2 separate regions of the Homo sapiens genome follow, and region 2 is linked to region 1. Evidence: chromatin loops called from intact Hi-C (ENCODE). Cell type or tissue: GM12878. All regions are shown on one strand.

Region 1 (2,500 bases):
AACTCCTGTACGATTTCTGCTATTCCTCAAATATACTCTCCACTGAAGTGGAGTGACACGTTAGACTATGAAATCTCAGGTGTTTAGAGTGGTAAGAGAAGCCCATTTGTTCTTTTCAAAAAAGGACATACCAGCCTCAGGTTGAAAAGTAAGGCAAATATTTTTTTGAGTTCCTTAGCAACTGTTGAGGTGATTTCTAGATAATTTTGAAGAAGTCTGTGATGATTGGTAACTACTGAGAATTGCTGCCAGCTTTGTGTTAAGAGGTCAAGTACCATTTCTCACTTCAAATCTTGACTAGTCCCTAAGTAAATATATACCTGTTTCTTGAACCCTTCCATCAAGAGGATTTAGTAAAACTTCTGTTTACTTATTTATATTTTAGAGACATGTTCTCACTCTGTCACCCAGGCTGGAACATAGAGACGTGATCATAGCTCACTGTAACCTCAAACTCCTGGCTTTAGTGATCACGGCTCACTGCAGCCTCGACCTGCTGGGCTCAAGTGATCCTTCTGCCTCAGCCTCCTGAGTAGCTAGGACTACAGGTGCATGCCACCACGCCTGGCTAATTTTTAAACTTATTTTGTTTTTTTGAGATGGAGTTTTGCTCTTGTTGCCCAGACTGGAGTGAAATGGCGCATCTCGGCTCACCTCAACCTCCACCTCCTGGGTTCAAGCAATTCCCCTGGCTCAGCCTCTCGAGTAGCTGGGATTACAGGCATGCGCCACCATGCCCGGCTAATTTAGTGTTTTTAGTAGAGAAGGGGTTTCTCCATGTTGATCAGACTGGTCTCCAACTCCCAGCCTCATGTGATCTGCCTGCCCCAGCCTCCCAAAGTGCTGGAATTACAGGCGTGAGCCACCACACCGGGCCTAAATTTTTTTTTATAGAGACAGAGTCTTGCTGTGTTGCCCAAGCTGGTTTTAAACTCCTGGCCTCAAGCCATCCTCCCACTTCAGCCCTGCACAGTGCTGGTATTACAGGCATGAGCCACCACATCCAGCCTAAAACTTTTATTTGAATATACAAGAAAGATTCAACAGCTGGTTAGTCTGTCAGTGCACATACAGTTGATTGGAGAACCAGCATTTTCTAGGGAGGAAGTCTCTATTCCATATGTCGATTGCCTGCATTTCACGAGAAGACCTGAGCATCCTGGGCAGAGGAGAGAAGAGAGCCCATGTTGAGGAGTGAGGGAAGGGGAAGGAGGGTGCGGCCTTGTCCTCTGTTTGCTCTAACCTTCTTGTTAGAGGAGCAGGTTGTACCTCTGTATCAGCACTGCTAAGTGGGGCCAGGTGGAGGGTAGGAGGTGGCAGTTTTGCTCCCCAGGGGACATGTGACAATAGTCTGGAGACATTTTTGGTTGTCGTCTTTGGGGGAAGGGATGCTACTGGCATCTAGTGGTAGAGGCTAGGCATGCTGCTAAACATCCTGCAGTACACAGGACAGCCCCCCACAGCTGAGAACTACCCTGTCCAAAATGTCAGTAGTGCTGAGGTTGAGAAACCCTGCCCTGTATTATCCATTAAATCCCTCAGTGAGTCTGCTGAGGATGCTGCCATTATGATATGCCCTGGAACATGATAGCATGTTATGAGGGAAGGAAAATATTCTACTGTTGGTGTTTTTCTTTTTTTATACCTGAAAAGCACAGTGGTGCCATTTTAATCCAGTTGTACTATTTCTGGAGTCATGAGTTTGCACTTTAAGTTACTTTGCTCTCTGCTGCCTCATTAGAAATAGCATCTAACAGTTGTCGTTAGATGTTGCTGTTTTTGTTTTACTGCAAGCCACTTCACTTGCTTAAGGAAGAATTATATCATGGGCAGGGGATTTATAGCGAAAAGCATTTCTGTGATGTTATTCGTAAGTCTGTTGTAATGTCTTTGTAGCCAAAAGGGTTTACCTAATGTCTAATATAAATGTCTTTTTCACCAAATGAACCCAAATTCACCCATTTCCTTTTGCTCTGATCTCAGTAGAACCTAGACTATCTAGACGGAAAAACAGTAAATATTTGAACTAATTGCTTTGGAATATTATAGGTTAGTGCGAAAGTAATCACTTTTTTTGCCATTAAAAGTAATGGCGAAACCCGTGATTACTTTTGCACTAACCTAACATCATGTGTGTGTTCATCTTGGCACCAGTTTAAAGACACACTGCCATCCGGTGTTTCACTGGCCACTTCTTTTTAAAGCTAGATTAAATGTTGTGTGATTAACCCAGTTTCTAACAATGCACAGTGTTACTACTTAACACTCTATAGAGAAACAGCCACATAACTCTGGCATGAGCTGGGTCACGGGGTGTTGTCACACACCCACTCGCCTATACTTTTCTTGATGTGAATATTTCTTGGATGAATGGGTTTTAAGGCCACAAAGAAATGTATTCATCTGCATCACTGGATTTACAAGGATTTTTGCATGCCAGCAGCATGGGATGCATGAGCTCCACGTTAGTCATTTAGCTCTGAATGTGGCATTCGCTTTC
Region 2 (2,500 bases), 290 kb after region 1:
AAAGTGCTGGGATTACAGGCGTGAGTCACTGCGCCCGGCCCCCGTCCTTGCTTTTACCTGTTTCCCAATTTCTCTTTTCCCTTCCTTCATATCTTTCAAACCCTGCCCCTCTTTTTACACACAAATCATCAGTTTTCTATACTGTTCACATCCTGAGGCCAGAATCAATCAAGACTTTTCGTAGCAGAGAAGTTGTGTGTGTCTTATAATGGCGAGTTTTAGAACTTTTCAAAGCTTACCTTTAACAAGAATCACCTCCATGTTAATGTGGATAACTAGGAGACAGTTTTGAGGAAAGCTGACTAATTACAGTACTTGAAATAGTTTATTTTAAAGGCATTTGACTAGTAGGGAATGAGTAGCAAGAACAGTTATCTAAGACGGCTCATCTGCGTCTTTCTGTTTTGGGCGTTAAGCACCATATAACCTTGGGGATGCCTCAGCTTCCCTATCTCTGAAATCAATGAGTTGGACAAGATGAGGGTTAATCGGGTCCCCTCAGGGATTCCATGAAGGATACACATTTCCACAGATGTATTTCCTCTGCTGTGTAAAGGTGTCCGTCATCAGTTTTACACAGAGAGCTGGGACACTGACATTGATTGGTTAATTCTCATGTGTCTCGGTCACGTAAAAAAAAATAATGGTTACAATTCAACTCCATTTTGCAGAATGGTAAACCAAAACCCAAAGATACTGGATAATTTCTTAATACGACAAATAGGTAAAAAACAAACAGAAAAAGAAACAAAATGGTAATTTCGATGTGCACGCTATTGCATGAAAGATTACTATGATGGACTACTTGGCCTACCTTGGCTAAAATCAGCATCTTAATTTTGACGCTGAGGTAGGTGCAAATGTCCTATAAGGTGATGTAAATAGATTATCTGGGGAGACTGTCTTTCGCCCTTTCCCCTTGGTGATGTAACTCAAATGGCAAGTCGCTTAAGCAGAGATTTGTAATGCAGCTGCACTCTGTCGCCACCTAGTGGTGAGCAATGGCAGCAACAAGCTGAGAGTTGTTTCTGCTTTATCTGCCCCTTTTTATCCAAGTTCCCAAGGCTGGAAAAATTTTAAAAGCCTATTTTAAAGGCCGCAGAGTGATGTGGAATAGACAGTCATCTGTTTTCCTAACCATGTTCTTCCCTCCCCACGTTTTAAATTTTTGAGAAAGCATCCCTTGTAAAGCCACCAGCATTTTTGGTCCGTGTCCATTTCTATTTTGACTATCTGTGCAGGCATTTCCATTTCCCCTAACTTCTTAGCAGTTTTAAGATAAATATAGAACAATATACACTTGTGACATTCAGAGAGGCTTACATGAGCTGAACCTAGAAAGATGGCTTTCAACTGACACATTACAATCACTGTGCTGGGCATTTTGAACAAGAATTATATTATGCTTATATTTCCTTGATGAATCTTAAGAGTAGAACAAGAGAAAAATCCAGTGAAGCATGCTGCGGTTTTCATCGTATCCTAAATATGTATTTTTTTCTGTAGCCCTGACTATGTAAGTATTTTTCTGTAGCTATTTTTTAATGTTGTCAAAAACGGATACAAAAGAGACAAGTTTTAAACACATGCTAATTTCCAAAGCCAGAACCAATCACAAGTTGCTGTTCATAAGGAAGCTGGTTTGAAACATCATGGAGTCTGTAACATCAGTAAAATATATACTTTCCGATCTTAGTGAGCTACAGTCTGTTGAAAAGCCGTCTAATTTATCAAAGCTTCTGCAGTTATCTCTGGAGGATTAGCTATATTTAGTATCAAATAATTCTTAAAGAAGGATTGACTGTTACTTTAAACACTAATGCAAAAAAATCTCTGAAAGCAATATAAGCAGTGCTAAAGTGTTTTTATCTTTTTTTATAAAATATTAGTTGTCATATTTGCCCACCAGAATTCGATGAAATTCTCCTAATAATACCACGTTTATGTTTCTAGAGGCTTATTTTTCCTTCTTAAATTATGAAGGTAAAACACAACTTTGCATAAATCTAAAAAAATAGAATATTTATGGTTCACACAAACACACGTGTAATCTGACATACAAATACATAATGTAAAAATCAGGCAAAAAATAAAAAAAAAACCTTAAGGGGAACACAAGCATACCATCTCGTGGACCCACAGGAGGGTTATAGATGGGTCCTTTTCACTGCAAAAGAAGCTTATGTTTTGCTTTGGCTCTGGAAGGCCATTCGGGGGAGTCTAAGAGTCTCTACAAATTGGCATTTCTGTCTCTATGGCAACACAAAGCTCTGCCTCAGCAACAAAATGAGGTCTTCCTATGCAATGCAAAAAGCACAAAGTGGCATGAATGCAGAATAATATCGACTTTTCTTTAGAAATAAAAAATGAAGACTTCTGTGAAATCAAGCCCTTGAGAACTTCTTGAAATGCAGAAGCACGGCCATGCGATAGGCCAGTCAAGGTTGAATCCGGGTCCATTAAAACAGAAATGAGGAAAGGAATCCTGACTTATGTCCAG

The links. Peaks named below come from ENCODE experiments on the same cell type or tissue, not always from the same donor. Only the 100,000 strongest peaks of a DNase experiment are listed, where the experiment ranks them.
Region 2: a loop joins it to region 1, with 4 times the contacts of the local background. A loop is called at or near these places in 4 of 110 quality-filtered maps.

What each region holds. Positions count from the first base shown.
Region 1 is chr4:185,303,780-185,306,279 of GRCh38, forward strand. All of the region lies in intron 6 of SNX25 (sorting nexin 25), which reads left to right. Among named protein-coding and RNA genes, the nearest start is that of LRP2BP, 91 kb to the right of the region's middle. RefSeq lists enhancers at 34-133, 1,022-1,211, 2,247-2,306, 2,392-2,500 and a silencer at 2,416-2,500. In GM12878, a CTCF peak has its summit at 1,398 (motif pointing left); a DNase peak (open chromatin) is centred at 1,372; H3K27ac peaks cover 2,419 bases.
Region 2 is chr4:185,596,793-185,599,292 of GRCh38, forward strand. All of the region lies in intron 24 of SORBS2 (sorbin and SH3 domain containing 2), which reads right to left. Among named protein-coding and RNA genes, the nearest start is that of SORBS2-AS1, 10 kb to the left of the region's middle. In GM12878, a CTCF peak has its summit at 986 (motif pointing left); a DNase peak (open chromatin) is centred at 969.